2 separate regions of the Homo sapiens genome follow, and region 2 is linked to region 1. A link is a loop called in an ENCODE intact Hi-C map of the cell type or tissue named here. Cell type or tissue: CD4-positive, alpha-beta T cell. All regions are shown on one strand.

Region 1 (8,000 bases):
GTGTGTTACGAGAAGTCAAGGCAGTAACTCATGTGAAACTTCTTTGTCAAATTTAAATTATTATCCAAATGAAATTATTATAACAATATTATTCTTGGCAGTCAATCATGCCACACCAAGGATAAAGAATAGACAGTAATGATTTCACCCTATAGCACTCATCGCACAGTCAATATTTTCTCACAAAAGTTTCCTGAAAATCCACAGAAAAACTCTTTAGGTTATCAGATAATGAAACCTATAGAGAATAGCTCTTCAATATAGAAGCAAATTTCTCCTCTTGGCTAGAAAATGACAAAGCATTTTACATGGCCCCAAATCTATACAGCACACTTTTCTAGCAGATTCCCACGTTTAAAAGATTTGAGGCTTAAGGAAAGAAGTATTATTTTGCCTAAGAAGCAGTTGTTTTAAGTTGAGATCAGTATAAAAAAATGAAAAAAGATTCACAAAATAGTGTTGGGGATGGAGACACAGGAAGATTTTTATACTGTAGCATCAACTCTGAAACTGCTATCACCCAGATACCTCAAAATTCTAGCTTAGTAGAACTGAGTGGTACCCTGAAGTTCATGTTGTCTACTCTTATTTTCTAGTTGTCTTAGTCAGCTCAGACAGCTATAACAAAATACCACAAACTAGGTGGCTTAAGCAACTAACATTTATTTCTCACCATTCTGGAAGTTGGGAAGTGTGAGATCAGGATGCCAACATGATGAGGTTCTGGTGAGGGTTCTCTTCCTGCCTTGCAGAAAGCTACCTTCTTGTTGTGTCCTCGTATGACAGGGAGAGACAGAGAGGGAGAGAGACAGATGGAGAGTGCTTGCTAGCTTTAGTCTCTACCTCTTCTTTTAAGGACACTAATCCCACCCTCATGGCTCATCTTAACCTAATTACCTCCTAGTTATCTGTGGGAAGTAATACCATCACATTGTGCATTTGGGTTTCAATATATGAATTTGGCAGGGCAGAGGAGCGGGGCAAGGCAGAAACATTGAGTCCATCACACCACATGAGGACAAGAAGGTCTGGAAAATTTAAATGACTTGCCCTAGATCACGTTATTAAATTCAAGTTGATTAGTCAAATATTTTTCCTTTTTGCCAATCTGATATAGAATTGAACATGAGGCAGAGAGAAAAGTTACTTTATGTCTGCATACAGTTGCTAATAAAGCCTTTTCTTTTTTTCTTTTTTCTTTTTTTTTTTGAAATGGGTCTCTCTGTCACCCAGGCTGGAGTGTAGTGGTATGATCTTGACTCACTGCAACCTCCGCCTTCTGGGTTCAAGTGATTCTCCTGCCTCAGCCTCCTGAGTAGCTGGGACTACAGGCGTGTGCCACCACGCCTAGCTAATTTTTGTATTTTTAGTAGGGACAGGGTTTCGTCATGTTGGCCAGGCTGGTCTCAAACTCCTGGCCTCAGATGATCCTCACACCTCAGCCTCCCAAAGTGCTGGGATTACAGGCGTGAGCCACTGTGCCTGGCCAATTGCTAATAAAGTATTTTCTAATCACAACCTATGTAACTCACTTCATGATGTATCTGCAAGTGGACTAAGGACCCACTGAATATTCTTGTCGAGGTCTAGCAATAATTTTGAGATTCCTTTTAAGTATTTGTAAAATTTAGTTATTCTCCTTATTTCAGAGGGTTCCAGATGTTTTGACCCTGGGGAAATGTATGAATAGACTAAGAAAATGAGATTCAGATTTCTAGTTGAATGATTTCATTTTCTGATTATTTTATTTAATTAGACATGGCAGTCTACTTTTCACTCTAGGAGAAGAATTTTCAAATTGCCCCCCAAAAGAAAAGAAAAGATGAGTTTCCTTTCTAAGTGTATTCTTCCAGAGAGGCTAGGTTATACTGCAGTACAGAAAAATCTCTGGGATTTACAGTAACAAAGGATTATTTCTCATTCTTGCTAAATGTCTATGGGTGTAGGAGATGTCTCCACTCCACACGTCTGTGCCAGGGGTGGGATGCTGATGGAAACTCCATCTGGTGGGGGCAGCAACAGCTGTGCCACCGGGAAGGGGATTTGGTAAATTGCACTATGGCTCTTCATGCTTCTGCCCCTGTAAGTGACACATGTCACTTCTGCTAATTCATTATTTGCCAGGGCAAATCACAAGATCACAGCTAAATGCAGAAGGGTCAGAATACTTCCATCCTTCTATGCACCTGGAAGAAGAAAACCCAAAATTTTGGTGAACATCTCTAATGGCCACCATAATAGGAATAAAAAAGGAAAACAGAACACACCCCAACTTTGTCAAAACGCCAGTGTCTCACACCATCAATATGAATCAAATTCCCAAATATCCATCAGCTGTACAATAAAATATCTTAACACATTATAGAGTTTCCTGAATCCATTTCTTCATCTCTATACAAGAGAATTGCATAGAATGGGAAGCAAGTACAATAAAGTAAATTAAACTGGGGCTGGAGTGAAGTTTCTAGAAATGGACTGTGGGCCAGCAAAATGTGGAGGCACGTTTATACCTTTTGTGGATTTTATTAGCCTCATTTCTCAGAGGAGAAATCATGTGTTTATGACATGACAATACTAGTCAACAGTCTTTCCAAAATAATTGGACAGTAGGAAAGTTATAGCCGTAACAGGGGAAAAAGTTCATTTTCACCTAATTGACAATAGGAATGTTTGTTTAATGGGTCACTCTAGAAAGAGATGTTAAATCTTTAAAACTTAACCTTTTTGGGAAATGTCTTAAGGTCTAGAATATGTTCAGACAACCTTCATTTGTTTATTTTATTTGGATACAATCATTTGCTTAGACATGTATTTTTAAACTTTTAATATATTAGTAGTAATACATTATTTTATTTGAGTTTTCTTTTATTTGGATACAATCATTTGCTTAGACACATATTTTTAAACTTTTAATGTATTGGTAGCAATGATGTTTTCAAGTAGGGAAACACTTAAACTAGCTCAGAATCTCCCCTAAATTAAAAAATAGAGTTTTGTACTTTCCAGAATAATAAGCATCTTTTTCTTTTTCTTTTTTCTTTTTTTTTGAGGCAGAGTTTTGTTCTTGTTGCCCAGGTGGAGTGCAATGGTGCGATCTTGGCTCACTGCAACCTCTGCCTCCTGGGTTCAAGCGATTCTCCTGCCTCAGCCTCCCAAGTAGCTAGGATTGCAGGCACCCGTCACCAAGCCCGGCTAATTTTTTGTATTTTTAGTAGAGACAGGGTTTCACCATATTGGCCAGGCTGGTCTCGAACTCCTGACCTCAGGTTATCCACCTGCCTCGGACTCCCAAAGTGCTGGGATTACAGGAGTGAGACACCGTGCCTGGCCAATAAGTACTTTTATAGCCTTTCTTTAAATCTTTCTTGGTAAAGATCTACAAAGCAGGAGGAAATTACAAGAGGCAAAGTTTGCTGGTTTACTGTTTGATTATATCTCTCCCACTACCCCTTAAATATTTGTAACAGAGCAGGGTTAACATTAACACCCTAACCACCATAAACTAAAAATATTTATTATATAATTCATGTCTAAGATGAAAATGAAGATATAACAGTAAGATGATTTCATACAGAGGTACAGGGAATTCTGTGTGACTAGGGTAAGTCAATTTTGTGTTTTGTTTTTTTTGTGTGTGTTTCAGTAGTTTCGAGTTATTATAATTACTGAGCAATGACTAGAATGCTATATATCATGTAATTCACATTTTTTTTTCTCATTTAATCCTCCACAGAAAACCTACTTTTAGAACTTAGGAAACTGAGGATGAAGTGACTTGACCAAGGTCTCCTAGCTACTTAGCAGAGGAATACTCTTTAGAGATAAATAATTGTGGTGACATTTCAATCAAAGTATCTGATAATTGCAGTGCCTTCCCACACCCAACTCTCTAGGAGAAGAAATAATTTAAAAGATACATTTATTCATAAACACACAAGTACTCATTCTGTGTCTTTTCCTATCACAAAGCCCACGGATATACAGCTGAATAAGTCTGCAAGTCAGAGGTTAAGAAAAGTTGGCTCTGGCATCCGACAGGCTGACTTGGATGAGGCTCTGCAATGCTACCTTGGATGGGTACTTATTTTCTCTAACCTCAGTTTCTTCATCTGCAAAATGGGAAACAATATTCGTGCTTTCCTCATGATTTTGCTGGGAAAATGAAATAAGACAATATGTTTTTGCACAGTACAGTGCATTAAACGCTCCATAGTATGCACTTGATATATACTAGGTTTTATTGTTGAATAAGCAAGGACAGCCATGGCTCCTCTCAGAGGAGCTCCCTGATTAGGGAGAGGAGAAAAACGTTTAAATAGCATTTCCTGTCCAATGTGATGCGAGCAGTAGGGAAACCAGGGAAAGGCACGAATGACTGCGTTGGAAAAGTCTAAAAAGGTTTCATAGAGGTGACTTTTGAGCTGGTGATTTTAGGGGGAGCAGTGCTTCACCGGATGGAGAAGGAGGTAGACATTCCGGCTATGTCCAAACGTGGGGTAGAAAGGCGCGTTTGGGGACCTCAATACTCAGGATAAGGGAACATTGAAGAGAGAGAAAGGGAAATAATGAAAGTGCATGGAAAACCAGTAAGTGTGGGACCCTGGGGGCTTGGACCAGAAAGGGCCAGCCTTCCGTGGCCATGAGGGAGGGAAGCTGGAGGATCGCGAGGTGGCGCTGTGGCTCCACCTTAAGGAAAGATTCTGGAGCTCGCGGGTCACCCGCACTCCCAGGACAGCCTCGGAGAGGTGGGGCAGCGCAGTCTTGGTGGGTTTGGCATCTTCACGGCAGCTGCCAAAAAATAACGTTGATAAAGATAATAAATACATAAGCAAATAAACCGGAAGCGGTCCCTTTTAGGACACACGGCAAGCATCAATAATCAGAGACCGTAGGCGAGGAAGGATTAAGAGCACGGAACTGTCCAGCAGGGACCGTTCCCAGCTCAGTCCGCGTAATCTGTAGGCCCGCATTGGGAACCCGCATCGCCTGCCTGGAGCTGAGCTGTATGCTAACCCGCGTCTTCGGGCGGGCCCTGCGCCCCGAAGGCGTCTCCCTAAAGCCAAAGTCGTAGCGGTCTGCACGCCTGCCCTTGGGCCCTCGGTCCGCACCCTGCCTAGACCTAGATTTTTTTGGATTTTTTTTTTTTTTTTTTGCTGAATTTCATACGCACACGTGCACACAAAACCACGTGTGAGTTCAGGCTCACACACGTTTACGATGCTCTTGCACAATACACACGGACTTTTGCAAATGCACAGCCCACTCACTTAGACACTACACATGACACGTGCACACACTATACACATGCGCACTCACGCCCGTGTGCACCAATGCCTTACGCACCCACGCACACATTCAGCCAAGTGCTCTCTGTCACCGGCACAAACACACACTTACTGCACTGGCCCACAAATGTGCAGCCACTTTTCGCACATGCAAACATATTTGCACATTCACATCATACACATCTCGCATCCCAGTAGCCAACAAAGACCTCGCAGCACGCAAAGGTGTGTAAATATTCAGCAAATTGTCCCTCGAAGGAAGTATGAGCGCAAACTTTTTGTTATCCAGGCATCTCGAGCTTTTCTGCTAAACTCGCCCTCCCTTCTCCAACTTTCCCCTGAATAAACAGGCCTGTTCCTCCCAGTCTCCCCTCTGAGAATGTTTTAAGGCCAAGGTTTCTTCCATAAGGTTTGCGCTACTGAAGGGATGCTAATTTTCAAATCGCTAAGAAGCTCCCTTCTCCCATCCCAGAGCCTCCTTCTACCAAGGGAGCAGGGACCTTCCCAGATCGGATTCCAATCTCGTGGACTAGGGGACTGTGGGCAAGGGCCACCGGGTGGGATATGATCACGCCCTAGGGCATCCTCGGACTTAAAGATCCTTTCCGGCAGTGCCCCCAACTGTATTCTCCCGACTCAGAATGACTTCAGCTTCTAGCTATCTATGGTCACGCCAGGGCAGAATCAGCATCTCCCCCATTAAAGCACATCCGCAAGTGTCCAGATTTCTGTCCTTCGATGGGCATCAGGAACATCCCCGCAAAGTCAGATACTTAGTCTGTTCCAACAGGCAAGCTTGCGTGAGCTCTAAGATCTCATCTAGGACTGGGAGAGAGAATGACTGACAGGAGGTCACATAGTAAATGTGGCAGAGCCGGGGCCGGGGCTGGCACGTCCCTGGCGCGCTCTGTCCCTGCGGGCCAGGAGAGAGAGAAGCACATCGGTAACTGACCACGTGAATGCGCATTCAGTACGCGCATTAGTTAGGACGTTTCATAGTCTTCCCCTTTCCTCTCCTCTGCTCCCTGCCCTCGGGAGGCACCGTGCGCGCTCGCTCCTTTCTCCTCCCGGATGCGGAACCCGGGCCCAGGAGCTCCAGAGCCAAAGGACACTTGAGAGTTGGGGGACAAGAGATTCGCGCCACAGCTGGGTGGACGGTTTGGCTCTATATTTAAGGGGACAGGCTTTAGCGATATTCTGGCTTGGCGACTTTATTAGCTGTTGGCCGTGGACAAGTTTTTCAACTTCGCTCACAGGGTCTCTGTTTGCTCACCTGTAAAACGCCGGAGTGGTCTTATCTGCCGTGGTCTGTGGCGGATATTCAGTGAGTTCCTGCCCGTAAAGCCATCAACAAATGGGATCTATTATTATCTGGGGCCGCCCGGGGGGAAACCCAAGAGAGTTGGCAGGCTCGCCCCAGAAAGACCTGTAGGAACCCCTTGCCCCAGGCTTCTGGCCGTATCAGACTAAGCGCTCCCAACCTGGGACGGAGCCCCGCGGTGTTGTTTGCTTGGTCTCTATCTCCTAGCCGTCTGTGGGTGTCTTTGTCCTTCTCTAGGCCTCAGTTTCCCTGTATGTACCATGGGGGGTGGGAGGTGGAGGTGCGCTCCCAGAGCCGGGAAGTGTCGGTCATACTGGGCCAGCAGAGGAGGCCTTCTCTGGAGCGTAGGGAATCGGAAACAGAAATCAGATTCTGGATTTCCAGTGGACCCCTGGCCTGCTACTCCCACGCGTTCCCCGAGGACTGCGCATGGAGATCACCGAGGAAAAGAGCCACGGTTTTGAGGGCTGGCGGTGTGTCACGGTGTTCGGCCACTCGCGCCATCTTCCGGGTGCAGTTCAGGGGCCCCGCAGAGCCGAGCCTTCGCGCAGGTCCCGGCTTTCCCAGGTCCCCGGGCCGCCACCCACTCCTATTCTCGTCCACCGGGCAACGCCGTGGCCCCTGCTCCTCTCCACCTCAACCCCGACTCCAGGCTGCTGGTCGACTCCTCTGGAGCGGCCGCAATCTGAGGGACTTTGCGCCTTGGCTTAGGTCCTTGCATCTTTCTTTTCCCCTTTCCCTTCCCAACACTGAAGTAGGCATCTGTCCTCCCGCCTCGTTCGAAGCTGTCCCTGGCAGGTGGCGAGGGAAGGGGGCACGTCCCGGGACGGTTTGCCCTTCTGTGGGCCCGCCCTCACAAGGGGAATGGAGATCAAGAGAATTTTCCAAGTGACAGGTCCCAAGTCTGGCCTCCTGGGGGCGGACGAACAGAGACGATTCCCTCTTCCGCTGGGACCTTTCCACGGGTCTTAGTTTGGCTGTATTTATCTAGTCTCTTCTCTTTGGGGAGACCGGTATGTTTCTACTGGAGTCCCCAGAAATTACTGGTAGATGTTGCCTTTCAGAAAGGGGAATTGATTTCCCTGTGCCTCAAGAGGGTTGGGATAGCCAAGGAGCAGAAGGTCAGGGTGGGAGTGGGTGGGTAGGGAGTGCTTGCACACTGCCCTGGGCTTCCTCCAGGCCCAGGTCAAGAGATCCCGAGAGCTGGACAGCCCTGCCTACCGCTGGGAGCATCTGAGGGGCTGTGTATCCTGAACTCCCACAGCTGCAGAAATTTTGAGGAGCTCATCAGGGAAACTAGGCTCCAGGGGAAACCCCAAACCTCTCTAGTTTTTCTTTCCAGGTGTAAACTCATTCTGCTGTATTTTTTCCCCATGCAAAAGTCTTTTTTCCTC
Region 2 (8,000 bases), 1.3 Mb after region 1:
GAACGCTGTCCATTGTTCCAGTTGGATTTTAAAAATATACCAGAACTTTTACAACTCTGCTCTGACATGTCTTCATTTTTTAATGTATTGGAAATCTGAAATAATGGAAGTGGCTAGGCTGTCTCTCAACCTCGTGTCTGTGTTTTCATGTTTATTCATCTTCCAGGGCACATTTTCATAACGGGATTGGATGTAACATGCCCAGTTAATTAGGGAATACATTTTTATTACCAACGCCACTCTTGGTTATATCTTGATCTCCATAAGGAACTGGCCGACCAGGGGAGATGAGCGTGAACTGGCTTATGACTGAAGGAGAACAGAGGTGTTGTGCAGTCAACATCTGCTTTGCATGTTTGTGCTTTATCACAAAACAGATGATAATGATAGGACGTGTAAGAAGCACCATGTTAATGATAGTGCCAGTGGAGGGTGTGAACAAAAGTCACGACTGTTGAGCAAAAGCTAGAGGTAAATTAAACCCTGGATTTGTTCAGAGTTTAGTTTTTATAGGTACACATCTATGGCTAGTAGAAAGGTTCTTGGTATTGAAATTGCTTTAAGAATAATAATTTCATTGCTTCAAGTGTGAAACTCCCCAGTCACTGATCCCAGCTCTTCCCACTAAAGCAGGTGTTTTATAATATTGTTTTTGTGGATGGTACCGTTTTATTGCCAGTGTGGATATTATGTAACATATGCAGATTATATACATGCAACATTTATTAACACGCAGTGCATTGATCACCGTGGCCTAGAAACTGTTTGCAAATGGCACAAAGACATTTTAATGTCAATAGTTACGTATTTATTTTAACGTGGACTTTCATGTAGGGCAAGATTCCCAATTTTCCATTGGTGGTAGTGACGTACAGCTTCCTTGTAAGTGAGGCAGCAGCCTTACATGTGTGGCACTGGTTACTCTGAAAAGTGAGTCACTGTTTAAATTGGTAACTTTTTAAAAGTGAGTCAATTTATAGAATTTATTGAACAATCTTGAATAAATAAAAATGTACTGGTCTGCTTAGGATAAGGCAAAAATCATGAAGGTGCTCTGTCAATGACCAAGTTTTGGACACAATGGGCTACGTAATAAGAAGATGTAGGCTTTGTGTTGGGTTTGTGATAGTGATGATAGCTACACTGAGCCATCCTAGTGACCAGTGCCACATGTGTAAGGCTGCTGCTGCCTGATGCCCCAGGAGCGCGCCTTCCACGTGACACTAATTGGCCCACACAGGAGAGAAACCATGACCTTGTCCTCATTAGCCACATGCTCAGACCAGCTGAGCTAGCTCACTCTGGGTCACTGGGGTCCCATGTAGGAAATTACCATTCCAGTGCCCTGTGGCCCCCTCGTAACCCCAACTAATGAATGTCCCGTGGAGCCTAATGTCATTCCTGGGGGAACACACAGCTCTCCCAGCAGTGGAGAAGCTGATAGCATTCTGAAGTTTTAACCCGGGGAGAGCCAATTGAGGAAGCATGGAGAACTCAGGAAGCCTAGAAGCAATCTTTCAAACACCTGCGTGCTGGGAAAAAAGGAGGAAAACATCCAACTCTGTCCATCTGTTTGCCGGGTCTGGTCTCAGGACACAGAATGGAAGCACAGGGAAGTTAAGAAAGCCGTTGAGCATGGCACAGCATGTTCATCGAGCATAAATGATATTAGGGGATTGCTGTATGGCCTGAGCACTTGACACCAGCAAACCTATGAAGCAGGTGGCATTATCGCTATATTAGGGATCAGGAGTTTCCTGAGGTAATAAGAGAAGGAGCTGGGGATCCTCCCAGGATTGCCATCCTATGGAAATTAATACAAGTTGAAGGGCAATTTTACAAGCTGGACAGACAGCTTGCCAAATGCCTCCTTTAGCTCTAAGGAGAAAGATACAGTCCTTCAAGTAATAATTTTTTTTTTCTGTAGCTTAGGCACTTCCATAGTTTAGCCATGAGAAGAGTTTCTTTAATTAGACGATTTTCTAGTCAAGGCTGGGACAAAGCATCCTTCCCAAGTGTTGGGGAAGATTGGAAAGGGATGGTGAACTTTCTCAATGTATACTGAAGAGCTGGGGAGACCACCAGTCACTCCATCTTCTTTTCAACAAGATTATGGGATCAATACCCCTTCCAGGACCAAACTAACTAGTGGGCAAAGGCCTCCTAGCACTCACTTGGCAGCCACTCTTCCTAGGGCCACAGCTGGCCTGCTGCCCCTGGGGGTGCTCCCCACCCTGGTTCTCTCTAGAAGCCAGGAAGCCCTGGGTGCATGTGCCCACTCCCAGCCAAAGAGTAGCGTGAATTAGAAGGGACTAGACACTTGTAGTAAACCACCACACTGCATTTTATTTTATTTTCCGAGACAGAGTCTTGATCTGTCACCCAGGCTGGAGTGCAGTGGGATGATCTCGGCTCACTGCAACCTCTGCCTCCCAGGTTCAAGCAATTCTCCTGCCTCAGCCTCCCGAGTAGCTGGGATTACAGGCACGCACCACCACACCTGGCATTTTTTTTTTTTTTTTTTTTTTTGGTATTTTTTTTAGTAGAGACAGGATTTCACCATGTTGGCCAGGCTGGTCTTGAACTCCTGACTTTGTGATCTGATTGCCTTGGCCTCTCAAAGTGCTGGGATTACAGGCGTGAGCCACCGCACCCAGCCATGCTGCATTTTAATTCAGCTTTCTGATTTCTGATTAGTTTAGGGAGATGGCTCAGCTTACTCTCAAATTTTTCTGGTTAATGTCTGAGAAACTTAATATTTTAAAGGTGAAATTGGCTGGCAATAAACTTAAGAGTCAGTGAGACCTAGATAGACCCCTCAATTCACTATTTATTAGTAGAGAGATTTTAGCAACTTACATAACCTCTCTGAGCTTTAGTTTCCTCACATATATCAAGGGGATAGAGTCTTCCTCTCATGGTGGTATCTGAACAAGGTAATGCATGTAATATGCTTAATGCAGGGATGAAATGTTATAAACGGACCGTGTCTCTTATTGCATGATCTGTTTTCTGCCTCTTCACACAGCGTGACTAAGTGAAATGTGGTGCAAGTTGCCAAGGATCAAAATGGCTCTTTATTATAACCTTATTTTTAAACATTTGAAGACCAGTATCTACTATTATCTCACATACTGTTATTCCTCTACACCACAGGAATAGGCTGCTGAAAAATTATGCTTGAGGTAGGGAGGGAAAGGCTTTTTGAAGGTCTTGGTGTGATGTGCGAGGAGCCTGACTAGCACTGCCCACCCCCCACTTCTGCCCGCCAGTATCTCAACCTAAAACAGGTTTTCCTCTGTTTATTAGAAAGTTCCCTCTGGCTCGAGCATATTTGCTCACGATCTTGGAGTGGAGGCTCAATTCTGGCCATAGAATCATAAGAGAGCTGCAACCTCTCTCACAAATGGGCTTTCAGGCAACATTGGGTAGAACTGAATTGTTTCAAAGTGAGACAGTTGCTAAGAAACAAGGGCTTTAAGAGAGGCTTCCCAGGGCAATCCCTTGGCAGCAGGTGGGAAGAGGCTGGATGGAGTTGACAGTTTCTGAGATGGAGTCTCAGGATGGAAGAGTAGTGAGAGACCCCTTAAACAGCAGACACTGAGAAATCCCGCTTTGCCACTCTTCCCCAAGCACATTCACTACCTGAACGCCATCAGTCAGGCTTCCCGAGCTTCGAATTAGGTAAATTCAATATTGAAAAGAAACGTTTATATTGCCACTTGGGTTGATTATAGCTTGTTTTTCCTTAATTAACTCAGTCCTGACTGGTGAGCATTTAACGATAAATTGTAGCAGTGACTGGAGACTAGAGACTCCGGTCCTTCTGGGACCTCTAGGTAAGCAGTTTTCTTTAACCCACTGCCACCTAGTGGTAACTGAGCAGACTGAAAAACTCTTCATCTATAACCAAGGAGAGAACGGTTGGCATTTTTTTCTGCTTGCCACTCCTATCTTGGAAGCACAGGGAGAGTGATCGATGTGTCTCTTTCCACTGGCCTCCACTCCCTGCCAACATTTAACTGTCACTGTACATTTACAGTGTCAAGCTAGCTGACTCTTTTGCCATTACTTTGATTAATTAGGACATTCTCATTTAATCAGAAGTATCTGAGATTCAAAACAAACAGGCAAGGACCAGACATACAGCACACGGGTCTTGCCTCCCTTTCTACTGCAGCAGTTAGCAACTTGGTGTGTGTCAGCTGGGCTCAAGTTAATGGATCCTTTAAAGTGAGAAACTGGGTCTTGACAGTTAACTTCAGGTTTCCCCCTCTAAGAATAAATGTGACTTTTCTTGTCTACCTTACCAGGTGATTCAGTTCTGGAAGCACACAGAAGAGATCCAAGTAATCAATGTGGCAAATCTGGGACAGCTAAACTTCCTGTACATGCACAGTGGAAAGCTGGTAGAAAATTTAAATATTTTTGGAAGAATGTGAAGATTGATTTGCCAAATGTGGTAAAACACTCAGAGGGAGCAGAATGAATGGTGATTTCAGCAGATCATGAACAGAATGGACTAGTGCCAGTGAGCTATTAGGTAGAATAAATTCACAGGGCAATTACCACTGCTTGCAGCTTAGAGGAGATAATTCAGAATGTGGGCCAAGTTCCTTTCCTAAGCATGAACTTCAAGTAAACTTGGAAGAAAAAAGCCACCTCAAGAGTGGTGTTTTATTTTTATTTTACTTATTTTTATTTTTTGAGATGGAGCCTCGCTCTATCGCCCAGGCTGGAGTGCAGTGGTGCAATCTCAGCTCACTGCAACCTTCGCCTCCTGGGTTCAAGTGATTCTCCTGCCTCAGCCTCCCGAGTAGCTGGGACTACAGGTGCCTGCCACCATGCCCAGCTATTTTTGTTTCCTTTTTTTAGACTGAGTGTTGCTCTGTGGCCCAACCTGGGGTGCAGTGGCATGATCTCAGCTCACTGCAGCCTCTGCCTCCCGGGTTCAGGTGATTCTCCTGCCTCGGCCTACCGAGCAGCTGGGATTACAGGTGCCCGCCACCACACCTGGCTAATTTTTGTATTTTTAGTAGAGACAGGGTTTCACCATGTTGGCCAGGCTGTTCTCGAACTCCCAATCTCAGGTGATCCACCCGCCTCGGACTCCCAAAGTGCCACGATTATAGGCGTGATCCACTGCGCCCGGCAAGAGTGGTGACTTAGATGTGTGGACTTTGGTAAAGAAAAGGTACAAGGTTACAATAATGTAAATGCAGAAGGCTTGAGATGGTCTAACTTTCTAGACAGGTGTCTTCACTTGGTAACAGACTCCCCTGCCTCCTCTCTCCCACCCCCCTAAATCAACAGAGACAAAGCAGCCAGGATATGAATACAGTTTATTACAGTTTTCAGACTCCCATTACGACACATATCTAAAGCTGAACATTGCAAACTGACCTTACTAGCAGCAATTCTCCCTAGACAGGAAGGGTTTCAGTTAATTTAGCAATTAGGAGTAAAGACAAACTTACAAGTCATGGTTTTTCTTGTAGCAGCTGGTATATGAGCAGTGAAACTATAGATACGTAGAGTCATTCAGGTTTAGCCTTGTCTAAAAAAACATTAATAAGTTATGGTGCAGAGGAGTATCCCCAGGGTTGCCAAAGAGAAGGCTGATGTCTTTAGATGTCAGTATGAAACAAGCAAATCACTTTCAAGACATGGCTTACTATTTGCTTTACTGTCAGGACAACAGAAAAAGAAGTGGACAGCTACCCTAGATTCTAGCTCACACATAATTCAGCCAGATAATCATCATTTAAATAATACCCCTTGAAATTTTTCAGACTTTTCACAGCTCTAAAAACACAACATCAGACATAACATCACACATTTGTTCCAAAGGACTAAAAATCAAAAGCAATTGCAAAGTATTGGGAATCACTTTTATGGCTTTCCTAAGGGACAGTCCCCATCTTTCCAAGGAGTGTTTTTAAAGAAGCACTAACTCTGGTAGGTTATCAAACTATTTTTTATTCTAAATAAATAAAAGACTAACTGAAGGTCTCAGGTGCACACTTATTTTTCCCCGCAGATCTTCAAACCATCCAGAACTATTTCTTGTCAGAGAGCTTTCATTTTTATTAGAGCAGTGCAAGATAACGTACAAACATTTGAAAAACACTCAAAATACTGAGAGTAAAGGAGGCCCAACCCTTCCTCAGGGCCCAGAAAACTGACAGGAACCCCAAAGGCTTATCTTAAATCCATCAACTCAATTTGCCAGAAAGTGCTGACAGACCACCCACCTTTGCAACACAGGGCTCAGGATTCTTGCATTTACAACCACTAAGAAAAGCCTTCTGGGAGAAGAAAAGCACAGACTGGTGAACATAAGTTACTGAAAAAGGGTTGACTGCATTCTATATCTGGCACAGGAAAAGAAAAATTCAAACAGCTGTGAAACCATTATATTTACACCACGATACTCTTACATGAACCTTGACTTTCCTACAGCAACAGTTTCATTCACAAAAAATACATAAAAGATTGGAAAGCTTTGGGGTAGCACCAGTGACAGCTAGCTGTCATTGAATAGTTTTAATTTTTTCCTAGAGGCAAAATTTAGAGAAAACTTAAAGAAGCAATTTATAGAAATGATTCTATTTCATGATTTTGCCTTTGTCAGCTGCTATGGAAATGGTGCAAGCAGAAATATAAATATCCATTCTGCATCAAGTAAGTTTCTATTTCTTTTTTCTCAAAGGGTAGAAATGGTACATCTCAATTTTTGTAAGGCTTCTGAGGATTAAGGGCAGCTCATCGCTCAGGACTTGACAATCTCTAAAGGAGCTCCTGGACTCTTTCACCACAAGGATAGATGGAGCCACTCCTATCCACAACTCATAGCAAGGATCTCTATGCATCTAGATTTTAATGCCAACGGTTTCTTGGCTTCCTGACTTGACATGCACCATGCACAAAGAGCAAGGTACTGACTGGTCTAAAGCCACTCTCCCCGGACACTGCTAACTCTAGCTAACCATCTCACAGACATCCTGCCTCTGATCATAAGATGGTCCCTGGAAGGAAGCATAAACACTTCCCAAATACTAGAACAGACAGCCCAAAGTGCAAGTTCTACTAATGGGAGAGTAAATGAATCACCTCTGTGTACAGAGAATGGCACAGGAAATTGTTATGAGTATAAAACCATATCTCCCCTTTCTTAATCACTTGTTATTATCTAACAAAGGTAGATACTTTTGAGAAGACCTCACCAACTACATAAGTATGTCCTATAAATTGTCTTGAAAACATATTCCCATGTTTAAAGATTACTTTGAAGAACCAAAGTTGAATGTTCAAAAATAAAAACTATTCTTACCAAGTTTCCCAAGCCCAAATCCCTGGAGAATTCTAGAAACCAGTTTTGTTGGTTTCTAGTATTTCAGTATTCAGTATTTCAGCTGCATCGAGCCCCCCTCAGGTGAGCTAGTGGGAGTTCCCCGACTCTATCATTATGTTCCTCATTTTCTTTCCTTCTCCTGAGGAAGTCTTCAGTTATTTCCATAGCAACTTGTGATAATGTCCTAAATGATCACATTTTTTGAATAGCACATATATTATTGGGACCTACTTTTTCTTTCTTTTAAACAATATCTTCGATAATAAAGAAAAGGGGACCGGGCGGGATAGCTCACGCCTGTAATCCCAGCACTTTGGGAGGCTGAGGCAGGTGGATCACCCAAGGTCAGGAGTTCAAGACCAGCCTGGCTAACACGGTAAAACCCCTTCTCTACTAAAAATACAAAAAATGAGTCAGCCATGGTGGCTGACCCAGCTACTCAGGAGGCTAAGGCAGGAGAATCGCTTGAACCTGGGAGGCAGAAGTTGCAGGGAGCTGAGATCGCGCCACTGCACTGCCTAGGCAACAAGAGAGAAATTGTCTCAAAAAAAAGAGAGAAAGAAAAGGGAGTAATCTTTAAAAATGAACTTCTGTTAAAAAGTAATTATCATGCTTTATACAAAACAGCACATTTACTAATTTACTA

What was found. A loop is a pair of places that touch in the nucleus more often than their neighbours do. Peaks named below come from ENCODE experiments on the same cell type or tissue, not always from the same donor. Only the 100,000 strongest peaks of a DNase experiment are listed, where the experiment ranks them.
Region 2: it touches region 1 in a loop (2.9-fold over the local background); 11 of 110 quality-filtered maps call a loop at or near these places.

What each region holds. Positions count from the first base shown.
Region 1 is chr5:159,103,655-159,111,654 of GRCh38, reverse strand. The region is part of intron 1 of LINC02202 (long intergenic non-protein coding RNA 2202); the gene reads right to left. LOC107986467 (a long non-coding RNA gene) reads right to left here and starts at 6,636. Exons shown (of 2, transcript XR_001742942.1): 1 at 6,559-6,636; 2 at 4,216-4,788. RefSeq lists an enhancer at 6,718-7,623. In CD4-positive, alpha-beta T cell, CTCF peaks have their summits at 4,465 and 4,664 (motif pointing right); DNase peaks (open chromatin) are centred at 4,674 and 5,244; H3K4me3 peaks cover 903 bases; H3K27me3 peaks cover 4,425 bases.
Region 2 is chr5:157,758,035-157,766,034 of GRCh38, reverse strand. LSM11 (LSM11, U7 small nuclear RNA associated) reads right to left here. Exons shown (of 4, transcript NM_173491.4): 4 at 5,326-8,000. Among named protein-coding and RNA genes, the nearest start is that of LSM11, 18 kb to the right of the region's middle. RefSeq lists a silencer at 3,902-3,951. In CD4-positive, alpha-beta T cell, CTCF peaks have their summits at 3,662 and 3,865 (motif pointing left); a DNase peak (open chromatin) is centred at 3,864.